Linked DNA regions of Mus musculus: all the other regions are linked to region 3. The links are chromatin loops, found by intact Hi-C in ENCODE. Cell type or tissue: left cerebral cortex. All regions are shown on one strand. Links, peaks and the distances in the headings refer to the core of each region. The heading gives the core; the rest is flanking DNA.

Evidence for each region. Hi-C counts contacts between places; a loop is a spot of excess contacts. Peaks named below come from ENCODE experiments on the same cell type or tissue, not always from the same donor. Only the 100,000 strongest peaks of a DNase experiment are listed, where the experiment ranks them.
Region 1: it touches region 3 in a loop (21-fold over the local background); 2 of 42 quality-filtered maps call a loop at or near these places.
Region 2: a loop joins it to region 3, with 8 times the contacts of the local background. A loop is called at or near these places in 2 of 42 quality-filtered maps.

Annotation. Positions count from the first base shown.
Region 1 is chr10:126,480,616-126,490,784 of GRCm38, forward strand. No RefSeq gene overlaps it. Among named protein-coding and RNA genes, the nearest start is that of 1700025K04Rik, 110 kb to the left of the region's middle. In left cerebral cortex, for the core only: no CTCF peak of the experiment used is centred there; DNase peaks (open chromatin) are centred at 3,086 and 4,748; H3K27ac peaks cover 2,368 bases.
Region 2 is chr10:126,658,570-126,668,738 of GRCm38, forward strand. Gm40797 (a long non-coding RNA gene) reads left to right here and starts at 5,366. Exons shown (of 3, transcript XR_001779706.1): 1 at 5,366-5,487. In left cerebral cortex, for the core only: a CTCF peak has its summit at 5,095 (motif pointing left); DNase peaks (open chromatin) are centred at 4,039, 4,364, 5,277 and 6,273; H3K27ac peaks cover 659 bases.
Region 3 is chr10:126,839,735-126,849,903 of GRCm38, forward strand. Gm24179 (a small nucleolar RNA gene) reads right to left here and starts at 767; the gene lies at 640-767. In left cerebral cortex, for the core only: a CTCF peak has its summit at 5,155 (motif pointing left); DNase peaks (open chromatin) are centred at 4,897, 5,194, 5,818, 5,990 and 2 more places; H3K4me3 peaks cover 513 bases; H3K27ac peaks cover 3,351 bases.

The sequences.
Region 1 (10,169 bases), core at 1,210-9,209, 360 kb before region 3:
TTGTAACTCAGTGGCATGATGTGGCAGGGAGAAATGTCTTAGTAGGTCCATGCTGAGCATACCCCCCCTCCAAGGTACCAGCCATATGACTGGTCTAGTATAAAATGAAGTTTATTTGGGGACATAAGAAGGGGGTTGAGAAGGGAGTGTGGGAAAGAAAGGGGACAGAGAGTGACAGAAAAAGAGAAGAGAAAGAAAGAAGGGAAGAGCTGGGCGTGGTGGCACATGCCTTTAATTTCAGCATTTGGGAGGCAGAGGCAGGAAGATTTCTGAGTTTGAGGACAGCCTGGTCTACAAAGTGAGTTCCAGAACAGCCAGGGCTATACAGAGAAACCCTGTCTTGAAAAACAAACAAAAGAAAGAAGAAAGAAGAAAGAAAGAAAGAAAGAAAGAAAGAAAGAAAGAAAGAAAGAAAGAAAGGAAGGAAGGAAGGAAGGAAGGAAGGAAGGAAGGAAGAAAAAGAAAGAGAGAGAAAGAGAGAGAAAGAGAGAGAGAGAGAGAGAGAGAGAGAGAGAGAGAAAGGAAGGGAGAAAGAAAGAAAGAAAGAAAGAAAGAAAGAAAGAAAGAAAGAAAGAAAGAAAGAAAGAAAGAAAGAAAGAAAGAAAGAAAGAAGCCAGCCAGGAACACGTGGAGGGAGGGAGGATAGAGAGGGAGGGAGACATAGAGACCAGAGAGAAAGAGAGAATGAGAGACCAAACAGCCTATATATAACAAGTCAGGCTCATAGCTGGCTGTTGCTAAATAACTGTTGGGAGGAGCCTAGAAGAAATGCTAACACTTCCTTTCCCCCTTTCTCTCTCATGCCTATATCTCATCTTTCAGCCCTACTCCTAAACAACTCTGGATTCCTCTACTTTTTGCCATGCTCCCTTTCGCTATTCTCTGTAATTCATCATCTGCTCACTATACAGTCCCAAGAAGATGCCAGCTGCAAGGGATGCACTCCATGCTAGCTGCAAGGGATGCACTCCATGTTGCATGCTTCAATAGATGCCCTAGCTACTGCACTCCTTTACTGCTACTTTTTTTTCTTTTTTTGTCCATTAAGGCTAATGATTAGAACATTAAAGCAAAAAGCTAACAATGATTCACAGAAAATATTCTGAGATTACACAGATGACTCCATGAAGTTCAAAAACAATGGAACATACTTCAGGAAAGGCTAGAAACAAAGAGATATTGGCAACCTGGAAGTGTTTTCTCCTTGCCTTCTCCCTGACTCCCTTAGTTTCTCTGTAGGTGGTTGGCTTTCTTCTGTTCATATAATATTACAATAGGTCAACACCATGTTTGTTGTCTTCAAAGTCCCTGGAAGAAATATCGTTCTTTCTGAGCTGTCCATCCTGTCTAAAGTCTGCCTGAGGAATGAATGTTATTTAGGCTTCTCCATAATCTATCTCTGTCCATACCAAGTAATCCATGTTCTACTTCAGAGATCAAATAGAGTAAATTTAATCTACTTTAAATATATCACTTCTGCAGACATGTCAATACAATTGTTATGTCTCACTAGAGCATTCTCTAAGCAACCCATCCACTGGTCCTAGCTCTCTCAAACTCTATCATACTAAATTAGTGATTATCAAATGGAGTCTCCCAAATTAACTGCATCAGCATCTCCTAGGAAAGCTTGCTAAAATGGAAATTCTTGAAACCAATTGAACCAAGTACTCTGGAACTTAGAACATGACATTCTGAGTTTTAGCAATCCTCTGATTTGAGCCTTTTGTATGCTGAAGTTTATTAACCACTAGACTTTCATCTGTCTTCCAAGTTTCCCAAAACATATCTCAGCCTCATCTCTGTGGGTTTTGTCACTTTCACCAGCTCTATAGTAGTTAGCTTGATGTTGCTGTGACAAAATTGTTGACATAATTTGCAAAGAGAATAGGTTTGTTTTGACCCATAGCTCTAGAAATTCCAGGCCAAGAGCAATTAGTTTCAGTGCTTTGGATCTCTAGTGGAAATGTGTGTCAGAAAGCAAAGAGAAAGAAGGCTGGGGCTTTGCAATCCTATTCAAAGGCATGCTCCCCAAGATCTGAGGACCTCCCATAATCCCCCACCTAGGAGAGATCCACAGCACCTCCTGACAGGACTGTTTCGAGCATCAAACTTATAGTACATGAATCATTGGATAGCAGTCATCCAAACCAGCCTGAACACCATAGCTAAAAGGACTCTTACACAACGGTGTCACTATTTTCTTTAAACACCTGATTTATTTATCCTATTCTTTCATTCAGTAGAACATCTGGTTCATAGCTGACTCCATAAATAAGCATTGCATAAATTAACAAATGAATAAATAAAAATTATATATTTACAAGTTGTAAATACAACATATCATTGATTCATATTAAGTGTATGGTCAACTAAAACACCCAAGACCCTTTTCTTCTATCTGATGTTGTTCATCCTTGCTTATGCCAGACTAGCTGGCCCAGGGGCCTCCTGGGATCCTGTTGTCTCTGCCTCTTATTTATCACTTAGCTATTTGGGAGTGCTGAGATTGCAGGCACACACCACTATCTGGTTTAAGTGTGTTTTGGAAATCCTAAGTCAGGTCTTTATGTGGCAAACACCTTATTCACTAAGCCATTTTCCCACTCCTCAAATCTAACCTTTTTTATATTTAGCCTAACATTCCTGACTTTCAAGTTTTTTAACCTTTTTAAATATCATGAGTCTCTCATTCAAAATAACAACTGTCTCTGCTGCCCATTATTTTTAAATTTTATCATGACTAGATTAATATATCCTTCGAGTCACTGTTTGCAAATCCATATAACATTTTCAAACATTCATTGGGTGAGTCACTGAGCCCATTAAAAATATAGAAAAGGTCCAGTTTACAAGATAAGAGGCGGTGAACTCAAAGTGACTGGAAACCAAATTCTTCCACATTACTTGGAGGCTCCCAGAATCTAGTTTGTCCAGAGACCAGATTTAGGCATATAGAGAAAGGTACTATTCTTAGAACCTCTGCCTGCTCCATGCTTCTGGGTTCTGGTCTTTCAAGGAGTTTGTGTACATTCTGTCTTCTGTTCTAAGATGACTATCTATTCTGCTTTCTCTAAAAAGAGATACATTTATTCATGGGCAGGGCTGTTCCTCTAAAGAATCATAATCTCACAGAGAATCTGCTAAAACACACAGTGATGGGGTTGTACCCATAGACATTCTAATTCAGTATCTCTTGTGTAAGAAGCAAAGACAGCAGTTCCTAATTCCTCTAGACGATGCTGGTACTTCTGGTCCAGGGACCAACATTGAGAGAATCTTGCCCCTCTCGATCTGTGCATATGCAGGCCGCTGATAGCCCAACATTGTGTCTAAAGTCCCAACCCATTTGCAATCCATTTGCACTCCACTTTCAAACAGAGAAGTATTACAGAATTTTAAACCAAACAAAATCTAACCAGAGAAGGCCTCTAGATCCAAACCCTGATTCCTTCTAGAGTAACTGCCTCCTGACTTATTATGTAAGCCAGTTGAAAGTCTAATTCCAGAGATTGTTTTCATAACAAATGGTTGTCTCACTTAATGACAGTTGAGCTTCTACCCATTACAGCTGGTCAGCCAACTGATTCTACAAGGCAAAGTGCTGAACTAAAACCATCTAAATGTCTCTGGACCTCACTTGTGCTTGCTCTTCAGAAATGCCACCTGACCACAAGTCATCCCAGAGCTCTAAGGTCTGCCCAATTCATTGAGTTTGGCTTTTAACAGAGAGTGCAGAAAGCTTTTATGACCATAATAGATACTTTCTGAAGCTAAGAAAAACAAAGAGCCATGCATCGGTGGCTTGCTTCAGGCCTCTGTGTCTCTCCTCTACAACTACCATTCATTCTGTCTATACAGTAGAATGTGCTATCTAGAATATAGGATTCACACAGCCATATAACACTTAGCAAGGTTCTTATAATTTTGTAATCATCACACCCGATATCATTTTTTGGGTGACTTTGTCCAGGTGTTGATGTTGTTTTGTTTTGTTTTGTTTTGTTTTTGTTTTGTTTTGTTTTGTTTTGTTTTGTTTTGTTTTGTTTTTTCCTAAAGAAGCTGAGCTTGGAAGCCAACACAGGTGTTGACCACAAGGCATGAAACAGCAGGAAGGACATCGGGGTTATGATCTGCAAGTGAAATGTTGATCCTTAGAAAGCTGTACTGCAAATATGGAAATTCTTGTGTACTCCATCACAGGACTACTCTTGAGGAAAGGGAATAGCAATGCTGACCCTGCATGCCAAGAAGGACACATCGTCCTCCGAGTTGGGAAACGATGGACCCAAAATGACTTTGTGTCAGATGCAAAGCCCATGTATGTCACATGTGGCCACCTTCATTTTCCTGCTAATACTGCAGCAGATGTAGCCTGCAGTCAAGAGATATGGGTGGACATCAGCGGCCTTGAAATATTTAACCATCATGCGTATTGGCTGAAAAGGATCATGGAAGAGGAACTAGTAAAGCATCAGCGTTCATGAGGGCAGAGTCAAGAGGGTGTACAGGCCAGGGTAGGTGGCTGGACGACTTTCTTCAGCACTGTGAAGGACCACAGACACTGACCATGGCCGGAGTCCAAAGAAACAAAGGAAAGCTCATCTAAGCAGTAACCCAGGAAACCCGGTAAAGGCGCCTGGCAGTTCCATCCAGAGAACAAGCCTACACTCCCACAAGCCTCTGTAACATGTGCTGCTTTAAGTCTCCAAGTTTAAAGTTAATTTGTTACACAACGAGAGAACATAGTGCCTTCCTCTGAAATCCTCCACCCACTTCACACCAAACACTCCCATGCTTTTACCACTGCCTCTGAGCCACTGGACATCACAGAACCATCCAGAACCTGACCGGCTTTTTGTCTGTGTATTTACTTTCTCTCGGCATCTAACTATCCATATTCAAATCAGGGGCAATGATCCACAGCCTCATTGAGATTCTTGCCAATACACATAACAACCTCCTATTCCACAGGAAACACATGATGAATCCATAAACTTAAATAAACCTAACACTTTCCTTCTCCATTCTTATCCAGTGGCCATTGAAAAAGTCATTCAAATATGCAAATTAGTGATATTAAAATTTCATGGTTATGGAAAACTTTTTTTACGTGAGCAAAGAGAATTGTTTTTGGAACAAAATCCCACAGGTTTTGATTTAACCAAATGAAGACACAGGAGCCAGACACTGTGGTGAAAGCCTGCAAGCCCAGAGAGGTAGTCCCAGAAGGAAAAAAAACAAAAACAAAAACAAAAAAAAAACAGTTCTCCTCTTCCATGATGTCTTCAAAACACTTTTAACTGAATATCCCTCCTTTCTACTTCCTGTATGTCTCTCTATTCATCCTCCTGATTTCCTTTCAACCTCTATGGTTCTCTCCTATATTCACTTCCTGTCAATTGGTTGCTTGCCCCACCTCTTAACCTATAGTTGACTTTATTGGGTCTTATTGGGTCTTATTTACAATAAACAGAAAGCTCTCAGAATAAAGGTGTGTGCTAGGACTGAGCCACACCACAACTAGACAGACACAAGTTTTTCCAGTATACAGTCTCACAGTGTGACCAAATATCCCGCAACAGTGCATTTGCAAAGATTATCTTTAAAGTAACAGAGAAAGTCCTGGAGTGTAAATTGAAGCAAGAATCATCTCCACTGGAGGACTGCGCATTTGATTTACCTTCAAATAAAGGTGCATGGGGTTATTTCACCTTTACTTTTAAGGCTCACAGATAATTATTCTGTTATTCCAAGTGTGCCCAGCTCAGGGAAAAAGGCAATAAGAACCCCAAGTTCCTCCAAGTTGTGTCCTAAGTTCCCTTGTTCTGCTTAAAAACAGCTCTAGCCTCTACCCTCTACGTTATTTGAAGAGGAAAATTATAAAACTTTGGTTTTCTGATTTGAGGTATTTTAGTGTTAGCAGCTCTTGGGGGAATAATGAAAACTTTTCATGTTTGGAAGCCCTTGAGGATATGAATGACACAGCTAAACATTTGGTCAAATGTGAATTACATCGCCTTTCCTACTGTCCATGCAATGCATTTCAAAATCCCTCTTGTCTGTTCCCCAACAGATGTGCCCAAACACACCACCTGGGGGGGGAGCAGATATACTATAAAAATAAATTAAATTTTAAAATACTAGGTTTAAGCAGAAAAAACCGGTGCATGGTCATAATCTCATCACTTAGGAGACCAAGGCAAAAGACTCAAGCAAGGCTGGTCTACATAGCAAGACTGTCTCAAATATGAAGGAAGAAAGAATTCCTGTTTTATAGTATTCATTTAATTGCTAAGTGAAAACAATTGCATCAAATGATAATTGTTCTCCATATAAGATGGCTGTCCTCTGAATATTATAATGCCTTTTTGGTTTTAAGGGCACATATTCCTTTTAAAATACATATTTTACTAATTCTTTGAGAATTAATTTGATTCATTTTGGTCGTACTTTCTCCTCACTCCTTCCTTAACTCTTTCCAGACCTCATCTCTGCAGACCCTCCCAACTTCATGCCCACTTTTGCTTTGTTGGGGTTTTTGTTGTTGTTAATTATCTATCTATCCAGTCTGATTTGTGCTGTCCATAACTCATTGGTATGAGGCCATTTCCTGGAGCATGGTCAGCCTACAAGGGACAACTCCTTAAGGAAACTCCCTCACACACAAACTACCAACTGCCAATGGCCCCTCAGTTAGGGGTAGGAGTGTTCCCATGAGGCACACCCCTTCCTTGATAGCATGCTGACTGGCTTAATCTTGTAGATGTTCATGGGTAGGTTGATAGCAAGTGTTCATGGGTGTACTGGTCCTGTCAGGTCCAGAAGTTTGTTCTAGTCTTCCCTGACTTCTGACATTTATCTTGCTGCCCCTTCTTCTGATATGGTTCCCCAGCCCTCCAGGGATATTTGTGACAGAGCACTCCATTGACACTTAATCCTCTATTTTGACTAGCTTTGAGTTTCCAGCTCCATTATCAGCTAGCATCCACGCCATTAATCTTTGGGCACTGAGACACAAATTTAAACAGCAGTTTGACACAGTGTTCATTTAGCAGACAGACATGGAGTTGGTGAACTTCCTAACTATAGGTTTGGGGCTAGATTTGTAATACAAACATGTGTTTGTTCCTGAGGTCTGATATCCAATCAGAAAAGAGTTAGTTACTGTCATAACATTCATGGAAACATTGCATGTGTGCATCATACTGTGCCAGTCATTATTGTACTTCACAGGGTTCAGTTCTGGGTACCACTGCCCCTACCCAGCATCTTACATAAGCACCTTCCAGCATTGTGAAAGCCACCAGGGAGGAGAGTCCTTTATTGGTACCAACTTAATTTCTCCATGCCCTGTGACCAAAGTGTGTAGTGTCATCAGCAGTAGAATGTAACCATCAAGTGCTGATAGACATCCAAGAATGATGCCAATTTTGGGGTAAGGTCTCCAAAATATCCGTGAACAGAAATTTAAGGGAAGATATTCCATACTTGGCACTGGGCTTTTATTTGGTCACATATGGCTACTAGAAAGAACAGTATCCCCTGTATAGGGTTACAGAAAAAAACTTAAGTTGTATGAATGAAGAGAAAATGGGAATAACTGGGAGAATAATGGATAGGAAAGTAAGGTACAAAAACAGATGAGGAGAAGGGCAATTAATACTAATGTTTGAAAAGGCCAGTATTAGTTAGGGTTGTACTGCTGTGAACAAACACCATGACCAGGGCAACTCTTATAAGGACAACATTTAATTGAGGCTACCTTACAGGTCCAGAAATTCAATCCATTATCATCAAGGTGGGAGCATGGCAGCATCCAGGCAGGTATGGTGCAGGAGGAGCTGAGTGTTCTACATCTTCATCTGAAGGCTGCTAGCAGAAGACAGAATTACAGACAGCTAGGGTGTACATCTTAAAGCCCACACCCACCGTGATACACCTATTCCAATAGGCCACAATACTCCAACAGGGCCACACCTTCTAATAGTGCCACTCCCTGGGCCTAGCATATACAAATCATCACAAGGCCATTTGGAATTCTACTGTTATAGATAGATAGATAGATAGATAGATAGATAGATAGATAGATAGATAGATAGATAGATAGATATGCTTATAAGTATATATGTAACTATACCTATTTGTAAGTATATATACTTATATATAATTTATTTATAAGTTTATATATTCATTGATATATATGCATATATGCAGTATATTCATGTATTCATAGAAAAAAGTATAGATTCTTTAAAATAAAGAATATTCTTTTGTTCTGTGTATGTAAGTACGGCATTGAATTTTCTTTCTAATTTCTTAGTTCCTTAAAATAAATTATTGCCTCTCCTATCTTTATTATTTCCTCCTGTTCCTTTGTCTCTTTTTCTAATGGTCTCATACAGATAGCCCTAGGATATCAAAATCTAAATCTAAAAGGTAATTTCCATTCTCTTTTTCCATAAGAATTATGTTTAGTCGATAATGGACCACAAAATAATGTTTTTAAACATTTAAGTAATGTTTAAAAATGAATACTGTCTTCACTTATTCATTACTCCTTCTAGAGCTAGCTTTATGCAAGCTATGAATCCACTTGGGCTATGTTCCTGCAAGAAACGAAGAAGTAGAATTATTCAAGTGTCTTTTATTCTCACTGTGCTTGCGGGAGGAGCGGCATTTCTCATTGTGCCCTCGCACTTTCTCTGGTTCCCTCTGTGGCTGTTGCCTGGTCCTCTTGGCTCATATTCATGACTGACATTGGTCAAAAGTTCCTGTAAGCAACCGTTCTTGGCTGCGCAAAATGAATCTCCCATGTAACCCCAGGATACTCAGACCCTCCTAGCACCATCCTGGTGACACACAACACACGTCTCTGTTCTCTTGGCCTTCACCCTCATCACCTGGAATACACCTGGCATTCCCTGATGCCTAGCTATGTCTGGCATGTTGGTGGCACTGAATAAATATGGAGTGAGAGAGAGGGAGCAACTACGCTGTTGGGAGAATTGACTAGACGCATACTTAATTTTCCTAAGGTTATGAAGAGTTATAGAAAGCTTGATAGTTTATAAAGGGTTCAGTGGGATAAACTAATTTGGAAAATTTTTCAAACGAAAGGATAATAGAGTCTTTAATGGATGCCATGGGCTTTGTGAAAATTAGTGGGGAGCAGGATCCATTGGAACCAGAACACTAAATGGTGGTGCACTGGTTAGATGCCAAGTAGTCAAATACACTAAAAATATATCTGATCAAAACCAAAACCAAGCAAGCTTTATCCTGAACCCAAAGCTCCGTCTGAGAGCATGTAGTCCATATGTTCGCTCCACATCTCTGCTCCAACTCCTTTTATTTATTTGCCTGATCTCTCCGTCAAGAAAAACCTACCAATCATGGACCAAAAGTACAGTCCTAACTATGCAACAAAGTCTCCTTGAATGTCATTCCCCTGTGTAACATTGACGATGAATGTGGCGACAACAGTGATGATCATTTCTGATTATTGAACAGATATCATGTGCCAAGAGCTGTTTTATGCTCACTAAGCATATCCAGTAATCCTGCCAACTCATAAGTACAGGCATTGTGATATCCATTTCACAAAGAGGAAATCAGGCCCAGAATCCTCCACAATATAAAATATGACAAGTATTCAAACCCTGCACCTCTCCTCCAAATGACCTCCTTCCTGAACACGTCCCCTGCCCCACCGACACCTACCCTGTCTCCACCACAGCACCTTGTAATGACTCTGAACTAGACTGATCCACCCTTCTTCTTTCATTCAAATATTCCATGTGCCTCAGAAAATCACCAAGCACTGTATAAATTATCCACTCTGTGATCAATGGACAAGTACTAAATGGAAATCTTCTAACAGTCATCTTCTTTTTAAAATCCTCCAACAGCCCAAAATTTAACTCCTTTAATGACACGCATGGTGTCAACTTGACTGAAGCAGTAAGTATATCCAAAGCTTGGCCCTTCTAAACTGTTTTTGTTGCTCTTACAGAACAACAAAAGAAATCCTATTATTGGAATGAAGTGTGTTATCTTTGGTCACACGGGCTTAGGGGGAAATCTTCCTTTGTTCTTATTCATAGAAAGAGGCATATCCAATACCTCTTTTCTAAAGCTTTGGTTTCCATCATAAGCTGCAGTGTTTA
Region 2 (10,169 bases), core at 1,267-9,266, 180 kb before region 3:
TTTATATATATTGGATATTAGTCCCCTATCCAATTTGGGATAGGTAAAGATCCTTTCCCAATCTGTTGGTGGTCTTTTTGTCTTATTGACGGTGTCTTTTGCCTTGCAGAAGTTTTGCAATTTTATGAGGTCCCATTTATCGAGTCTCGATCTTACAGCACAAGCCATTGCTGTTCTATTCAGGAATTTTTCCCCTGTACCCATATCTTCGAGGCTTTTCCCTATTTTCTCCTCTATAAGTTTCAGTGTCTCTGGTTTTATGTGGAGTTCCTTAATCCACTTAGATTTGACCTTAGTACAAGGAGATAGAAATGGATCAATTCGAATTTTTCTACATGATAACCACCAGTTGTGCCAGCACCATTTGTTGAAAATGGTGTCCTTTTTCCACTGGATGGTTTTAGCTCCCTTGTCAAAGATCAAGTGACCATAGGTGTGTGGGTTCATCTCTGGGTCTTCAATTCTGTTCCATTGGTCTACTTGTCTGTCACTATACCAGTACCATGCAGTTTTTATCACAATTGCTCTGTAGTACAGCTTTAGGTCAGGCATGGTACATTATCTTCTAATATATAACCAAGTTATAGCTTTCCCTACATGCAGGGACCGTTTCATTTTAGAAAATGCATAAATATAACTTGAAACAGTCATTAAAGGAGAAATACCTTGTAGCCAATCTTAATTGAGGAAATGTTTTAATCAATGGAACATTAAACTGATTAGGGGAAAAAAAAATTCTAGTGAATTTGTAACCAATGGCCACGTTACTGTTAACTTGATAAAGAAATCAAAAACATAAATGTTTTCCTAAGTATGAAACTTTAGTGGGTTTATATGACCCCTTAGGTCTCCTTCCACACTAACAGACATGGCTTCCTAGAAAGGAGGGGAGAGGGGTTGGGGATTTAGCTCAGTGGTAGAGCACTTGCCTAGCAAGCTCAAGGCCCTGGGTTCGGTCCTCAGCTCTGGAAAGAAAAAAAAGAGAGAAAGGAAGGAAGGAAGGAAGGAAGGAAGGAAGGAAGGAAGGAAGGAAGGAAGGAAGGAAGGAAGGAAGGAGGGGAGAGTAGATCTGGTGCATAGGAATGTTTAAAGGAAGGTTCCTGGACTCTGAGATGCATCATACATACAAGGATGGGTGGAGCAAAGAGACCCTTCTATGGCAAGACCAGGGATACAGCCAGGAATTAGGAAAGGATCCAAAATCACTCCAAAGCTGAACTCCTATGCTGCTTCTTCCCACTCCCGTTTCCCAGAAGCCAATTCCAGTGTGGCTAAGTCTCAATAGGTCCTGCCGCCCCTCCCATGAGTGACTCTGAGTGATGCTCAGGAAAGCCCAGCAGAGTCACACCTGGAAACCAGGACCATGACGGTGTGAGAGTGTGCGGTAATGACCAGCAGCTCCAGTCTGCAGCCCCTCCACCCTGAAGGGACCTGAGCTCATCTGAGCAAGGGCTCTGCTGTCAGAGCTTAATCCCTGGGGTCTCGGGAAGGACTCGTGGATGCCAGCTTGGTCTTGCTATGTTTTTCACTACCTCCCTATAATCTAGGAAGTCCCAGTGTGAAATGCAGACCTATAGGAAAAAAGGCGGAGGGTCTGGAATGGTATGTGGGTCTTAGACGGTGTAAGAAATTAATTCTTTCCTCGTGGAGCAGCTGGGCCCCAGTTGTTCCAAGGCTCTGAAGCATGCAGTGCAAAGCAGGAGTTAGGTAGGAAACAAGCCTCTTACACCGTGTTTACAATCTGTGTGTGTTTAATTGTGAATTCATGCACCAAAGCGTTCTTTGGATGATGGTACCTAAATCTCAGACAGATGGCCTGAGCCCGCTAAACGCTTTCCTTGGTTCATTTTTCTTTTCACAGTTATGGGCCTTCTAGGACTGGCTAAGAGACAGAACTATAAGCATTCACCATCCATGTTATTAAATACCGTATTTATTTTATGTCATTTCCACTATTATGCCAGTATATATTAGAAGAGGAGACATCCAGAACTTGGCACCATCATAGTGCTCCCAGACGTTTATTTCTATAGCTAAATGCTTTATATTTTATAAGATAAAGTTTTGGAAGAAAATGTCTGTTCCTGCAGGGGTGTTGGGCTGAGAAACATTTAATAGGATTATAAATGCTTCCACTGTGTTTCAGATATTTGAATTGTTTTGTAAAACCTTTTTTAAAAATGGTCTGGGGAGATGACTCGCTTGATAAAAATCCTAACTCTACAAACTTAAGGACCCGAGTGTAGATCTCTACACCCACATAAACAGCCTGGCACGGTGGCAACCCTCTGTAATACCAGTACATGGAAGCAGGAGACAGGGGGGTCTCTGTGGCTTGCTGTCCAGCTAATCTTCTCAAATCTGTGAGCTCCAGGTTCAGTGTAAGACCCTGTATCAAAAGGTAAGGTAGAGAGATTAAGAAAGACACCTACAGTTGACCTCTGGTCTTTATACACACACACACACAGAGAGACACATACACATGCACACACACTCACACACACTCTCTCACACACACACTCACACATGCAAATGTATAACTCCAAAACCAAAAGAAGTGTGAAAGTAATGTTTAACTATGTATCATAGCATGAGTGGGTTTCCTCTGGATAGAACCAGAGAGGAAGAGCATTCGTAACACATTGTCAGAAGACAGAGCTCCAAACAGACAGACACACAGCCAGCCCAGCATGCCCATGAGCAGTGTGCTCCGCAGTGTGGCTGAGAAGTGAGATGCATAGCAAGTGGTGTTGCTGGAGGAGACAGACGGGGAGGAGCCAGGTCACAGGGGGTGTGGCTGAGAAGTGAGGTCAATAGCAAAAAGTGATGCTGGGGGAGAGGGGGAGGAGCCAGGTCGCAGGGGGTGTGGCTGAGAAGTGAGATGCATAGCAAGTGGTGTTGCTGGAGGAGACAGAGGGGGAGGAGCCAGGTCACAGGGGGTGTGGCTGAGAAGTGAGGTGGATAGCAAGAAATGATGCTGGAGAGGGAGCCTCTTATGCCCACTTAGTCCAGGAACTCCCCCGGTATTGGATTTAAGTAAAAGAGTGGAACCATTTCCTAAAACTGGGAGACGCAGGTGTAGACTTCTGGAATATCCAGGCTCAAGCTTCAACAAAGCCCTCAAGGCTCAAGTGTTCTGCGGTCTTCTGCTGGGTTGCCTTCATTCCCAGACTCTACGTGGAACTTTCCAGAATTAACCCTAGAATCACAACTAAGAACCAGAATAGGATAAAGCTAGAAAGGCCCTTGTCACCCTAGGTATGAAATTTAAAGAAATTTAAAAAAAAAATCTGCAATAAGTAATTAAGGGTAATGTTTTTAAACAAAATTAGTGCAAATGAAGCTGTGATAGACAAAATTTTAAATTTCAAAATGAAGACAAGGCCTGCATCACCAGCTTTGCCTTCTGCTCCAGACTCAGGTTTGGCTCCAATTCTGAAAACAGAGTCTATAACCCCACAGCTGATACTGGAGGTGTGGATGACTCCAGGGGAGAAGAGACACAACTTAGGTGTTCACCACATAGTGATTGAACTTTATCGGCAGACAATGAGTAACTACGAAAAAACAAACAACAAACAAACAAACAATAAACTTAGGCAAGAGACAAAAAGAAAACAACAACAAAAAAAGAACAAAAAACAAGTGGGAAGAAGTGAGTAGGGACTGGGGGAGAAAATTCCAGGGGCAAAGGTCTGGTGCAACAAGACACAGAAACATGGGTATTAGAGAACACCAGCTGGGGAGGAGGGGGGAGAACTGAGACTGTGAGCACCAGCTGGGGAGGAAGGGGGGAGAACTGAGACTGTGAGCACCAGCTGGGGAGGGGGGGGAGAACTGAGACTATGAGCACCAGCTGGGGAGGAGGGGGGAGAACTGAGACTGTGAGCACCAGCTGGGGAGGAGGGGGGAGAACTGAGACTGTGAGCACCAGCTGGGGAGGAGGGGGAAGAACTGAGAGGGAGTTAGGGATGGAAATAGAACTGGAGGGTGGAGAATGAGGACTGACAAGTACTGGTGTCCAGCTCTGGCAGCTGGCTCAGTAGTAGCCAAGATTATGATAGCCAACATTCTGATGATTGTCCCACGAAAGGCTACAGGAGGGAGATGAGATTTGCGACATGTTTTTGTCAATATACACAGTGTGAATCTGTGGGTCTTCCAAGGGCATCCTAGGGTGGAGAACGTGGCTTGGGAAGGTATTAGCATTAGCATGTATACAGGGTAGCTACAGCCGTGGAGATCAGCGTGTTTGCCCAGGAAACACAGAGAAGGAAGAGAAGCAGATTGTCCTAGTTAGGGTTATTATTGCTCTTATGAAACACCATGACCAAAGCAACGTGGGTAGGAAGGGATATATTTGGCTTACATATCTGGAATCACAGTTCACTGAGGACTGAGGGGAGCCAATGTGGAATCTCAAACTGCCCAGGAACCTGGAGGCAGGAGCTGATGCGTGGACGGGTGCTGCTTACTGGCTTGTTCATCATAGCTTGCTTGGCCTGCTTTCTTCTAGAAAGACCGAACACCAGCCCAGGAATGGCCCCACCTACAATGGGCTGGGCCTTCCCATGTCAGTCACTAATTAAGAAAACGCCCTATACGCTTGCCTGCAACCTAATTTCATAGAGGAATTTTTTCAATTGAAGTTCAGGTTAATGTCTCAACTCACATTAGCTTCTGTCAAGTTGACATAAAACCAGCCATCACACAAACTCATGAAGAGATGACTTTTGTTTAAGCCTGTCTCCAGTAGACACTCTCCCCCACTCACTTGGAGACAATGGCTAGAATATTTCCCTGCTGAGACAGCTGAGAGAGTCCACGGAAGGGACAGGGAGACCACAGGTGCCACCTCCATCCCTGATTGGGCTTCCCAGATTGGGCTAAAATGAATTATAGAGGTTCTCTAATGTAGCTTTGGGTAACTCCTTGTATGGTTAAGTCAGAGCACTAAGGGAAACAGAAACAAGAAATATTTACTGCAGAGAAAGAGGGGTCTCCGGGCTGGAGAGACGGCTCAGAGTAAAAGGCTCACTCTGCTCCTGCAGAGGGGGAGGTGGTCCCAGCATCCAAGTGACGCGGGATCTGGCACCCTCTTGTGGCCTTCTGAGGCACTGCACTCACTGCACAAACGCACAGACATAGACACAGTTAAAAACAAGAATAAAATCTTAAAGAAAGAACTGTTTTTCTCCTTTTTTCCAAGCTGGAGGCACCGTGTGGGCATCAACCGTAGAGGGGGGAAAGACGCCTCCCCTGCTCCTTCCCAGGAGGGAAGCCGACTGCACGCACTCTCCACTTCCTGCAGTTGAACAGGAAACACACAAAACACCTGCAATCTGACTGAGGCTTCCATCGGGAAGTGCACGCTCCATTAACAGTTGCACGGCAAGTTTTTTTAAAAGCCCGGAAAGCTACGCATTAGAGAAGGATGGCTTTCATTTGCAGCTGGCACCAGAATCATTTTTAAGAGTGTGAGGTTTGGTAGGTTTTTTAAAAATCTCTTGTTATTGTAAAACTTTAGCCTGTTTTTAATTAAGACACCCACATCCGTTGAAAAATGTGGCCTATTTGCATAGAAATAACTAAGGCAAACCAGAAATCTTAATTTTTAACCCATTTTTAATCACCGTCCTAGACACCTTGGTAATTACTTCTGGTTGACACCAGAGAAATGCTTTCTGGCAGCACTTAAATATATTCGTATCAACTGAAGTCGTCCGCTGTGCAGGAAGGTGAGCGGCCCAGGATGATGCTGGAGTGGTCAAATCACAGTTTTCATCAGTGCCTAATAATTAGCAGAAATTCATTACCCAGTGTTTGTTTGAGCCTGAACAATATCAACTTGTAATTACTGGTAGCTTAGGGCAAGGTAAATATTTGATGTGATGCTGGTAAATCAGTTTTTGGTCATGCAAGGAGTTAGCTGATTGTGTGTTTCCTTAGCTTTTAATAAGATTATAAGCATTAACAGCAGAGGTGAGCTGAGCCCTCCCTATCTGCTGCCACAAATAGAGGGAAGGACACAGCCTCAGAACAATGAGCTAACGAACCCCTTGGGGACATGGCTGTCTGCTTGGGTTAAGAACAGGAAATTGGTTTTAGCAAATTGAACGCAGGAAAAAAAAAATAGTTGCTACGACTTCATCTCCAAGTCCTTTCACCAGCTCCCGGGATAAGCTGTGGCCTAGTTTGGGTTTAATTTTTTCTTTCTTTTTCTCAAAAGCTATCCTAGCGGTTTGATGGATATTTTTAAAATACTCTTTATGTAATAAATAGCATGCGCGTTCCATAGCACAGATGCCCAGAGCCAACTCAAGTATACGGGATGGGGACTAACGCTGCCACACATGTGCACATCTTATGGGATCCCGTTACAGCTCTTCAAGATGGAGCTGGTGAGCAAGAGTGGGAAAGCTCTGCGTCAGAGGTGATGGACCTGGTATGCGGCCATAGCTGTGAACATGCTGCGAGCAGGAGCCATCCAGCCCTACTTACTGTAGGACTCCTTCCAAGACCCCTGAATGTACTTGAATGTCAGGGCCCAGCAGTAAAGAGTTCAGAACCGGAGATAACTGTTCCAGGGGGGCCGGCTCACTGTACGACACTAAGGGGCACCGTGACAGTTACTGACCGTAATTCCCTAATCTTAACCAACTGGGCTAGGCCATAGCATACCCAGATTTCTGGTTAAATGTTTTCTTGTGTCTCTGTTTCTGGAAGAGGTTAGCATCAGAATGACAGACTGAATAAAGTAGACAGACCACCTCTTTTTTATTATTAATTAGGTATTTTCCTCATTTACATTTCCAATGCTATCCCAAAAGTCCCCCATACCCTCCCCCACCCACTCCCCTATCCACCCACTCCCACTTTTTGGCCCTGGCATTCCCCTGTACTGGGGCATATAAAGTTTGCAAGTTCAATGGGCCTCTCTTTCCAGTGATGGCCGACTAGGCCATCTTTTGATACATATGCAGCTAGAGTCAAGAGCTCCGGGGTACTGGTTAGTTCATAATGTTGTTCCACCTATAGGGTTGCAGATCCCTTTAGCTCCTTGGGTACTTTCTCTAGCTCTTCCATTGGGGGCCCTGTGATCCATCCAATAGCTGACTGTGAGCATCCACTTATGTGTTTGCTAGGCCCAGGCATAGCCTCACAAGAGACAGCTATATCTGGGTCCTTTCAGCAAAATCTTGCTAGTGTATGCAATGATGTCAGAGTGTGGAGACTGATTATGGGGTGGATCCCTGGATAGGGCAGTCTCTAGATGGTCCATCCTTTTGTCTCAGCTCCAAACTTTGTCTCTGTAAATCCTTCCATGGGTGTTTTGTTCCCAATTCTAAGAAGGGGCAAATATCCACACTTTGGTCTTTGTTCTTCTTGAGTTTCATGTGTTTTGCAAATTGTAACTTATATCTTGGGTATCCTAAGTTTCTGGGCTAATATCCACTTATCAGTGAGTACATATCATTTGATTTCCTTTGTGATTGAGTTACCTCACTCAGGATAATGCCCTCCAGGTACAAACATTTGCCTAGGAATTTCATAAATTCATTCTTTTTAATAGCTGAGTAGTACTCCATTGTGTAAATGTACCACATTTTTTTGTATCCATTCCTCTATTGAGGGGCATCTGGGTTCTTTCCAGCTTCTGGCTATTATAAATAAGGCTGCTATGAACATAGTGGAGCATGTGTCTTTCTTACTGGTTGGAACATCTTCTGGATATATGCCCAGGAGAGGTATTGTGGGATCTGCCAGTAGTACCATGTCCAATTTTCTGAGGAACCACCAGATTGATTTCCAGAGTGGTTGTACAAGCTTGCAATCCCACCAAAAATGGAGGAGTGTTCCTCTTTCTCCACATCCTCGCCAGCATCTGCTGTCACATGAATTTTTCAACTTAGCCATTCTGACTGGTGTGACATGGAATCTCAGGGTTGTTTTTATTTGCATTTCCCTGATGATTAAGGATGCTGAACATTTTTTCAGGTGTTCCGCAGCCATTCGGTATTCCTCAGGTGAGAATTCTTTGTTTAGCTCTGAGCCCCATTTTTAATGGGGTTATTTGATTTTCTGGAGTCCACCTTCTTGAGTCATATATATATATATATATATATATATATATATATGGGATATTAGTCCCCTATCTGATTTAGGATAGGTAAAGATCCTTTCTCAATCTGTTGGTGGCCTTTTTGTCTTATTGACGGTGTCTTTTGCCTTACACAAGCTTTGCAGTTTCATGAGGTCCCATTTGTCAATTCTCAATCTTACAGCACAAGCCATTGCTGTTCTATTTAGGAATTTTTCCCCTGTGCCAGTATCTTCGAGGCTTTTTCCCACTTTCTCCTCTATAAGTTTCAGTGTCTCTGGTTTTATGTGGAGCTCCTTGATCCACTTAGATTTGACCTTAGTACAAGGAGATAGGAATGGATCAATTCGCATTCTTCTACATGATAACTGCCAGTTATGCCAGCACCATTTGTTGAAAATGCTGCCTTTTTTCCACAGGATGGTTTTAGCTCCCTTGTCTAAGATCAACAGACCATAGGTCTGTGGGTTCATTTCTGGGTCTTCAATTCTATTCCATTGGTCTACTTGTCTGTCGCTATACCAGTACCATGCAGTTTTTATCACAATTGCTCTGTAGTAAAGCTTTAGGTCAGGCATGGTGATTGCACCAGAGGTTCTTTTATCCTTGAGAAGAGTTTTTGCTATCCTAGGTTTTTGGTTATTCCAGATGAATTTGCAGATTGCTCTTTCTAGTTCATTGAAGAATTGAGTTGAAATTTTGATGGGGATTGCATTGAATCTGTAGATTGCTTTTGGCAAGATAGCCATTTTTACAATGTTGATCCTGCCAATCCATGAGCATGGGAGATCTTTCCATCTTCTGAGATCTTCTTTAATTTCTTTCTTCAGAGACTTGAAGTTCTTATCATACAGATCTTTCACTTCCTTAGTTAGAGTCAAGCCAAGGTATTTTATATTATTTGTGACTATTGAGAAGGGTGTTGTTTCCCTAATTTCTTTCTCAGCCTGTTTATTCTTTGTGAAGAGAAAGGCCATTGACTTGTTTGAGTTAATTTTATATCCAGCTACTTCACTGAAGCCTTTTATCATGTTTAGGAGTTCTCTGGTGGAATTTTTAGGGTCACTTATATATACTATCATATCATCTGCAAAAAGTGATATTTTGAGTTCTTCCTTTCCAATTTGTATCTCCTTGATCTCCTTTTGTTGTCGAATTGCTCTGTCTAGGACTTCAAGTACAATGTTGAATAGGTAGGGAGAAAGTGGGCAGCCTTGTCTAGTCCCTGACTTTAGTGGGATTGCTTCCAGCTTCTCACCATTTACTTTAATGTTGGCTACTGGTTTTCTGTAGATTGCTTTTATCATGTTTAGGTATGGACCTTGAATTCCTGATCTTTCCAAGACTTTAATCATGAATGGGTGTTGGATTTTGTCAAATGCTTTCTCCGCATCTAAAGAGATGATCATGTGGTTTTTGTCTTTGAGTTTGTTTATATAATGGATTACATTGATGGATTTTCGTATATTAAACCATCCCTGCATCCCTGGAATGAAACCTCCTTGGTCAGGATGGATGATTATTTTAATGTGTTCTTGGATTCTTTTACCGAGAATGTTATTGAGTATTTTTGCATTGATATTCATAAGAGAAATTGGTCTGAAGTTCTCTATCTTTGTTGGATCTTTCTGTGGTTTAGGTATCAGAGTAATTGTGGCTTCATAGAATGAGTTGGGTAGAGTACCTTCTACCTCTATTTTGTGGAATAGTTTGTGCAGAACTAGAATTAGATCTTATTTGAAGGTCTGATAGAACTCTTCACTAAACCCATCTGGTCCTGGGCTTATGTTGGTTGGAAGACTATTAATGACTGCTTCTATTTCTTTAGGGGATATGGGACTGTTTAGATCATTAACTTGATTCTGATTTAACTTTGGTACCTGGTATCTGTCTAGAAACTTGTCCATTTAATCCAGGTTTTCCAGTTTTGTTGAGTATAGCCTTTTGTAGAAGGATCTGATCGTGTTTTGGATTTCTTCAGGATCTGTTGTTATGTCTCCCTTTTCATTTCTGATTTTGTTAATTAGGATGCTGTCCCTGTGCCCTCTAGTGAGTCTGGCTAAGGGTT
Region 3 (10,169 bases), core at 1,357-9,356:
CAGGGAACGAGAGACTTTGAAGCACTCAGTCCTAAATGGGGTGTCTTCATCAAAGCACTCCTTTTGAGGCTGCTGCAGGGCCATGGGCCCAGGTATGGCTCCCCAGTGGCAGCATGGGCCAGGATCCCACCATGGTCCCAGGTGGCATAACTTGCTACTAACAAACATCGGGGTGTTCCTCACTACTCTCAGTTCTGCCCATCTTCACAGTGCCCATACCCTTCTGTTTCTCTTCCATTTCTCCATCACTGACTTGCTCCTCTGAGTGATCTGGAGCCTCTGAGTGTCTAGAGTGATCCCAGGAGTGGTGTCAGGAGTACTATGGTGCCGGGCATAGGTCATCTCAGGCATGGTCTGCCCCACCACCACCACCAGACCTGTGGCACTCTACTGGTGGTCATCTCAGGCTAGCACCATGTCTGGATTCTGTGGCAATAGTCTGATCATCATCTTGGGCTAGCTTCTCACCCAGACTGCCGGAATGGTCCTGTGAAAGGGTCATTTGTCTCCAACTCGCTCCCACCCAAGGCCACAGTCCCAGGTTGGGTTCTTCTAGTCTCCAACTTGCTCCCCATCCTGGGAGCTCATCCAAGCCTGCCTGGCTCTAAAGTGGTAGACATCTCAGGTTCATTTTTTCCCCCAGGGAATGTTAGTCATTAAAATGTTCATAGGTCAGAATACTCAGCATAGAAATAGCCTCTCTCCTCTCTGCCACCTACTGGCACACATGTGATACAGCAGCTACACATGCACCAGCTAAGGGTAGGGATGGGATGATTTTTTGAAGGCTGTAAATGACAGAAGGAGCCTCAAGGAAATCTTTAGAGATAGTTCAAGAGTCATACCACTGCCCCAGAAAGGAACTCCCCAGGGGCTATATTCTTTCCTCATGGGTCAAAATGGTCCCAACTCTAAGATTTAATCCCTAGATTAACTCATTTAACTTAAAATACTCACACCTCAGATCCATGCTGTTAACAAGGTCTGAGTGGTATACATAGATCAAAGAAAATTTATATTTCACTATATCAACAATATCAAATGTGGGGTTCATCTCATGGAGTGGGCCTTAAATGTAAACAAAACCTGGCTGGTAACCTGTGCATGAGGGATGTTACTTTTACGTTGATCATTCAGGAATAGTGAAGGTATCTACGGCTAAAGTTTGAGAAGGACGAGCCAAAAGGAAAAGAGAAAAAGAACAGAATCAGGGATGGTTTGAATCCTGGTTCTCCACTTCCCTGTGGCTTACAACTTTAATTTCTACACTGCTTGGGCCATTAATTATAATCTTGTTGCCTTTAACTTTTGGACCTTGTATCTTAAACAGATTGGTTGCCATCACACAGGATCGCTTTTAGCAAGCTCAGCAGTTATCCATTGATATGAAGAAATACATTGAGTGCATATCCATATGTCCTTTGTGGCTTTGGTGTGAATGGGAAAGAGTGTGCTATAGAAGGCTTGTGGTCAGGTAAGAGTGTTCTTGAGCTCCAGTCGACCTAAGACAGAGACATATATCAATGCTATGTTTGTTCTCCCTAACAGGTAAGAAGGAGCAATGTAGACACCAACCTAAGACAGGCATGGTGACCTGGCCACTCTTTAACCTAGATGGGATTATGGAAAACAAGTAAATCTTGTGCCCCCATGCAGCTCATCTTTAAAAAACAAAAAAGAGAGAATTGTGCCCTTCCCCCAGCCTTGAGCAGATTAAATAGACCTCAAGTGCTCACCACAGTTGGTCTTCCACTGACCTAGGTGAGGTCTTCTGCCTTGCTGCACCTGCAATTTCCTACAGGAGTAGACTGCCCCCTGAACTTGCTTTGCTACACAATCCAGCTGAGACAAAGGATGGGTCTGTGGGCTCTCCCTATATAAACGCAGTGCTAAATATTAAACTTTGAGACTTTGTCTTGGCTTCATCCTTCTCTTGCACCCCATTCCTTTTTCATTTCCAGCACCCCTTTCAGGTACCCAGTTCATCCACGGCCGCTGGAAAGCTACAGTTACCCACCTAATATTCATGCCACTATGGTGCACGTGAGCACATCGGGCTGACAAACCATCATCGTAGCTCACATAGTTATATAAGCAGATGATATTGTACAGTGCCTTCTAATACTATGGACACTAGATAGTAGGAATGAAGCTTCTAGTTGAGTGTCAGCCCAATTTCTCCATGTTCTAGGTCATAAATATGACATCTTCAGCAATAGGGTCCTACCATCAAGTTACAGATGGTAGCTAAGATCACTGGCAATAGCCTACAGTGTTTGGGGGTGGTCTATGAGGCCCTGGGGATTTTATTTGGTAGCATATGATATCTAATTAGGGCTTCTTTCTCCTTGGTTACATGAGGATGCCATATTGTTGAGGTTTGATCTGTCGCTATGTATTGTAATGCTAAATTCTATATCCCAAGGTCTAGCTGCCTCAAGATGAGTGAATTCTCACTTATGCCAGCTTTTGTTGTGCAAACCTGGCTCCTTAAGATGTTGACAGACTGTAGCTAGGCAAAAGAGAGGTAGGCAGGGCTTTGGTTCCTGGGCTTGGGGTCTGAGGAGAGACCACAAAGAGAGGGATAAAAAGAAGGAAGGCATCATGGGGAGGTTGGTTGTGAGTATATAGCCACGAGGGCCAGCCTGTTGGAGTAGGAGCAGCCTAAGCAGAACATGCAAGTGATATCTTGGGGATATTGACAGGGAAGTAGACAAAATAACATAGAGGGTTGATATCTGCCCTACTCTGGTGCTTTAAGGCTTATTATAAATATAAAGATTTTGTATCTTTTATGTGGTAACTAAATGATCTAAGGTGGGGTAGAAACACTCAATATTTACTGCAACACCATTTAGATTCCATATATATACACATATGTGGAATATATACATATATATATATATATATATATATATATATATATATATATGAAGACATGTATGTGGAATATATATAAATATATATGTGAAGACATATATGTGGAACATGTGTGTGTGTGTGTGTATATGGAGATATATGTGTAAAATATATATGTATATACATGAAGACATATATGTAAAATATATATGTATATATTTGAAGACATATGTGGAATATATATATATGAAGACATATGTGGACTATATATGAATCTTATACATTAGTAGCTTTTCACATAGCTTTTCAAAAGATAACCAACTACAATTACTCTGCTGCATAAACATCGCAGTAAAATGACTCCTAATGGTACCGTGTTGCATCCATAGATCAATGTCACACTCAGCCTCATCAGATGATGAGTAATTACAGAAGATAGTAATTAACACAAAGAGCCACACAGAAGAGTCAGAGACTTCGGAGCACTCATCCCTAGGTGGGCTGTCTGTATAGAACCCCTCCCTCCCCACCAGGCCCAGGGATCTGCTGGAAGAGGAAACAGAAAGATTGTAAGAGCCAGAGGTGCTGCACAGTTTTCAGAGCATTTTGCAAATACAACAGGGCTGGAACGTATATGAACACAGAGACTGTGGCAGCAGTCATAAGACCAGCACAAGCTCAAACCAAACAACAGTGGCAGCCTGGAGAAAAGGACGTGAACGCCAAGTCCCACTCCCAGCCAAGAAGCTAGGAGTAATTGATACTTTCTGGGGAAGGGAAAATCAGCTTTCTTCAGAGAGTCACACTCCAGGGTGAGCCCCAGCTCAGGAGTAGATGGTCAACACAAATCAGACTCCATGTATTTTGATAGATTTTTTTTCCTTGTGTTTGGCTTTTGTTGTTTTGGTTTTTTGTTGTTTTGTTGTTTTGGTTTTTAAGAGAAAAAGAGAACGTGAAGCTGAGGAAGTTGGGAGAGATCTAGGAGGAGTTGGTAGTTAGGAAAGAATATGACTATATATATAATATATATAGTCATATTCTTATATATTATATATGTGTATATATTATATTGTGTGTATATGTGTGTATATATTATATATGTGTGTATATGAATATTATATATATGTGTATGTATGTATATATATATATATATATATATGTATATATATATATATGGCTGGAGAGATGGTTAAGGGCACTGACTGCTCTTCCAGAGGTCCTGAGTTCAATTCCCAGCAACCATATAGTTCAATTCACAACCATCTATAATGGAATCCAATGCCCTCTTCTGGTGTGCCTAAAGAAAATCTACGGTGGTGGCGCACACCTTTAATCCCAGCAGAGTCAGGTGGATTTCTGAGTTTGAGGCCAGCCTGGTCTACAAAGTGAGTTCCAGGAAAGCCAGGGCTATGCAGAGAAACCCTGTCTCGAAAAACAAAAAAAGAAAAGAAAAAGAAAAAAGAAAAGAAAAGAAAAGAAATCAAACAGTTTAAATAAATAAATCTTTTAATACCCATTAATATTATATTAATATAGCACTATATTAACATATGTTATATTAAATGTCTATTAACATATATTATATCATTAATATAATACTAATTCTATTATATTAATATAATAAGTAATATATATTAATATATTTCAAATGAAATTCTCAGAGTATAATAAAAATTAAAGAAAAGAGAAAAGGTGGAGAACTAGCTGGGCACTGGTTGGAATCAGATGACCTGAATTCAAGATGACTTCTGTGTAACTTTTGTTTCAGGTTGCTTTGCTTGTGGCCCTGTGTATCAGACCTAGGGCTTCACGCATAATATGTGAGTTTTCTATCATTGACCCACATCGTAGCCACAAGCTTTTCTACTCGGCCTCTTCATACCCAGAAAAAATGATCCTGAGACTTATTTATGAATAAACACCTCTGCCATAAGCATTGGCGCATTCCCAACTAGCTCATAACTTACATAACCCGTTTATTCTATTCTATGTCTGCCACCACACGGCTGGTCACCTCGCCTCAGTTTCATGCATCCAACTTCCTCAAAGTTCAGGACGAATGCTCTTCTCTTGACTCTTTCCCAGAATTCCTTCTCTCTCTGCCAGAAGTCCCACCTTCTATTTCCTGCCTGAGCTAATAGGCCATCAGCAGGAGATGCTGCCACATAATGCATAAGCCATTCTCTCTACACCACATTTGGTATGGTTTCTTTTAACTTCTATTATTTTTAATTATGTGTCTGTGAGGAGGCTTTGGCCAGTCCGGAAGCTCGCGGTACACGAAGTTTTGCGCCCCCTAGAGGAGGGTGCTGAGAACTCCGCTCCGTGCTCGCATTTGTTCTTTTCTAACCCGCATTTGTTCTTTTTAAAGACTCACTTGGCCCACTTCACAGTTCGGATTAGGCAGGATTTCAGAGTCAACGTCTCCTCCTCCTACTGCTCCTCCTCCTCATTTTTAAATATGGTTTTTCATTTTCTCCCGGGGAGGAATGTTCAGGAACAATATGTACGCATCTGACCCAAAGGGGGGGGGGGGGGGGAGGGAGTAACTTGGATGTATACATTTCACTAAAAAAAAAAAAAAAAAAAAAATTAGCCAATGCTTAGTGCACTAAAAGATACCTCCGGTGACAAAAGGGCGCAATTCCGCATATTTAACCTAAGAGTCTGCAAATGGTTCTAAAGACTTCCAAATCTCCTCCCTAGGATAGTTTATTTCTCTCTGGTAGCATGGAGGCCACCAGAACAGGGGAGGAGGGGAGATAATTGGGCAGTGGCATAACTCCTTTCTCAGCTGGCAACCTTTTAAAGCCTATTAAATCTAACCGGCAGTTGGCCTCTCCGTACCTCCTCCGGCTGATGTCTGCTGCAGACTCCCCAGCCTGTTTTGACCGGCTCTTAGAAAGAAAAGCAAAAAACTGTCGGTGGCCTGCATCAGGCAGGGAAACACCCCCACAAAACTGCAAGAGCAGAAATGGATAGACTGTTAATAGCACGGACATATCCCAGGGTCTGTGCTTCTGCCTAATGGGACTTCTTGTCTTCAGATTAGTCCACAATGGGGAAGTTGTTCATCCTAAGAGAGATTCAAATAAGAGAGTTCTTCTGTTTGAACAGCAGGCAAGTAAATAGAATGCAATCTGCAGCCTGCACACAGCTCCAGGCTGAGAGAGGCAGAGCTCAGGCACTGAGCAAGCCAGCTACCAATTCCCTACTTCTCGAGGGTTAGCAACAGGCTCTTTGCAGAACCGTTTTGGAGGAAACAAATCACCGTAGCAACACTGAAATGAAAATTTGGTATTTAAAACACGGAGTCTCAACTCTAGCTGCACATTAGGAGCACTTGTGGAGATTTTTAAGAAGAGATGACTGGGTCCCACCCTCAGGGACTTTGTTGTGTTCTGGGGTTTTTTGTTGTTGTTTTGTTTTTTTTTTTTAGCTCCAACAGGGAATCTGATGCTACAGAGACCGGAAAAGGCTGGTGTGGGACATGGAGAAAGTTCATAAACAGAGACTTGAAAGCAGGACTCCACAGAACAAACTTCACAGGTAAAGGGCTGCTGACCCATAAAGAAGGCTCTGTGATAGCTTCATACTGAGGAATATGGTTTCCATATCAAGACCCTGGGCTATAAACAGTTTGTGATATATTTTTATGTAATTGTTAATTGTTTAATATAGCATTCCAGTTGAGCCAAAGTCAGCATAGCTCAGAATACAAGCTATCATCGACCATGCTCTTCGCCGCAAAGAGACACCGTGCTCCTGGAAACTCATAGAGGGAACTATTTAGCCGAGACTAGCCTACAGTTTCAGAGGTTTAGCCCACTGTTTTCGAGACAGGAAGCCTGGCAGCATGCAGGCGGACACAGTGCTAGAGAGGTAGCTGAGAGTTCTACATCAGGAACAGCAAGCAGCAGGAATGTGATGCCCCCTTCTTCCCCAGGGCTGTTGCCCACCAGCCAGCAAGCACGAAGGAAGCAGAAGTGGGGTGGGGGTGGGGTAGGGCTCGAACAGCTGGGACTGACTTCCAGGATCAACTTCAATGAGACAGTTCCACTTTATTGGGGATGAACAAGGTTTATATAGATCTTGAGGAGTGGGTAGGTAGGGTGGGAATACTTCTTTTGCATGAAGAAGAATTCCAAGAACCTGCCAGGCATGTTCAGGTTCAATGGAAGTGGGGAAGGGGGAGTGTTTAACCTATAATCTGGCCATAGACTATGTGACTGTGCTCAGAGGTTTTGGGGGGGGGGGGGTTACAGGTGGGAAGTGCTGTACCTCGTTATCATTCACAGTAAGGGCTGAGCAGGACCTCGGAGCTGAATGGAGTAGCATTTACAGGAAGCTCTGTGCAGGGTCATCCTCCAGATAAGGTAGGGCACCTGTGCCTAGAGACAGTCTCTAGATAAGATCAGACAGAGAGGAGGAAACCCCGCTGAGAACGGGAGTCCTCCATTTTGCACCAGGCTGGGAGAGCTTATCTGGTCACGATAGACTTTGACCTTAATAGCAGGGTCTTCCAACACAGGAAGAGAGAGAGATTGGTCCTGGCTTGAGCATTTGAAACCTCAAAGTCTACTCCCCAAGCCCTGACCCCATGACACCCCTCTCCAACAAGACCACATGTACTCCAACTCACACGTCCTAATTCTTCAAATAGTTCACTCCCTGTGAGCCTGTGGGGGCCGTTCTCATTCAAATTACCACACAGTCCTTGCATCAGAAGCAACTGCATTGCCCAGGAGCTTGTCAGAGATGCTGGGCCTCCAGCCCAGGCTTGAGTGCTATAGTGGCTATTCCTGGTTGTCAACTTGACTATATCTGGAATAAACTACAATCCAAAATTGGAAGGCTCACCTGTGATCCTAATCTGGAGGCTGGGAGATACAAGTTTCTGACCTGGATCTTGGCATGGAGATCTTGAGGCATAGTGGCTATGAATCCCAGAAGATTAAGACAGGGAGATCTCTGAGTTCAAGGTCATCTGGGACAAAGCAAGTCCCAGATCCGGGCATGGTGGCACACACCTTTAATCTGGGACGCGCCTTCTGCTGGAGACCTACATGAGGACACTGCAAGAAGGAAGATTTACTCTCTCTCTCTCTTTTTCGCCTGCTTGAGTTGTGGGACTGAGCAACTGCTAGATCCTTGGACTCCCATTCACAGCTGCTGCTGACCATTGTTGAGAGTTGGACTACAGACTGTAAGTCATCAACAAATTCCCTTACCATATAGAGACTACCCATAAGTTGTGTGACTCTTGAGAAACCTAAAACAAATGCTCTCCACAAACTGGTGGCAAGATCCTATTGCTGAGGTCAACATCTACACAACTCGTGAAACATTGACAAGTCAAGCCAGTGCCTGCCTATACATAGCCTCACGCCTACTGACTAGGAGTGTCCCTGGTATGGAACAGGACTCTGCACACTATCAGAGAAAGGTAAACACTAATCTAGGTACAAACCCTTTGATCCTCAATGGTGACCTGCCTGCATGACACATTGGTGACACTAAATTTGTGGAAGTGACGAACCACTCTCTGATTGGATTGAAGGTCCCCTTCATGAGATGGAACCCATGCCTGACACTGCTCAGGTGATCAAGAACCTGACACTGCCTAGGCCATGAGCCTAGGGGAAAACTAAATACTATTGTTCTGCTAAAGTCCTCTCACTGTCCATCATAAGGTCCAGAGAGTTTCCAGGTATGATATCCAGAGATTTCAGAAGCAGGGAGGTGTTTTAATAATAATAATAAACAACCAAAAACATATCCTGTCTTCGCCATATCAATCGCACCCAGGTCACGGCCTGAGGATGTTCTCAAGAGGAAAAATCCTGCTAATTAGAAGGAGTGATCAGACACAACCCTCACTACTCCCAGTGCAGTAATAGAATACCTACCAGTGATTCTCAGCCTCACCTGCTGTGGTTTGATTGTGTCCCTGGGAAGTGGCACTATTAGGAGCTGTGGCCTTGTTGGGAGGAGGACATGCATCACTACTGAAGTCCTATGCTCAAGCTCAACCAAGTGCCCCCGCCCCATAGCTTCCTTGCAGAAGAAAATCTCCACCTGTCTGCCTTCGGATGAAGATGTAGAACTCTCATCTCCTCCAGCACCATGCCTGTCTGGATCTTGCCATGCTTCTGCTTTGATGATAATGGACTGAACATCTGAAACTGTAAGCCAGCCCCAATGAAATGTTGTCCTTTATAGGAGTTGCCTTGGTCATGGTGTCCATTCACAGCAATGAAACCCTAACTAAGGCACCTTCAGACCAGAATCACCTTGATCAATGGGTCCCACCCCTCATGAGTGTCTGGTTTGGTTGATCTGGGGATGATGCCATAGAATAACCAACCACATTCAGCTAATTGTCGGCATGTGGACAGTCTTGCCTTATTTATTCCCCTCATGGTACCCCTCCTCTCCAATAGGAGATTTGAACTCAAGTTCCTTCCACAATCTACTTCCATCCATACACTCTTCTGAGTGTATCTCTAAACCAGAGGTTGGCAGGATCGGCCCCAGGATTTTTTTGTTGTTGTTTGTTTGAGGAAATAATATAACTTTAAGGGTCCAAGAATCACTGAAAGAAGTCACGCTCAAATCGTATCCAAAAGCAAAGAGTGTTTGTCCTTCAGAAACAGCCAGCATGTGAGAGCTGGGGGGAGAGGGGGATCAGCCATTCCTACAAAATGGCGACCGGAGATGAGCTCATAGGCTCCTTTTAATCGCAGCTAGGGGGATTTAGGGAATGGTTAGGTCATTTTTAGTATGATTGGCTAGGTAAGCAGCAGTTACATTAGTACATGTCTAATTGGTTACTATACTAGTTTTTTCAATTTATGTTCAGGCCTTAGAGAAATTCTAGGACCTGTTTCAGTCCTTGAGCTAGCTATCTCTCCAATAGATTTCAGGGCCATTGCTGATTCATGGCTGATTCATTGTCTGTGGTTTTTCCAAGGAGCCTTACCTGCCTCTTTGGGAAATTGAATGGCCTAGTTATAAAACAGAGCGAGTTTCAGTCAGACTGCTCAATAACCACCTTTTGTAAGACAAGGTCTGTCATGCCTGGAACTCATCAGTGCAGCGAGTCTTAATTTCTGCCCCAGTTGCTCTGTCAGGGGTAAGATCGCTGACAGAGCAACTTAAGTGAGAAAGGGCTGATCTGGCTCACAGTTTCAAGTTACAGGCCTTCCAGGCAGGGAAGTCACAGCTGCAGGTGAGAGAACTGACCACCTTACATCCACAGTCAGGGACAGAAAGCGATTAATTAATGCATGCACACCACTGCTCAGCTC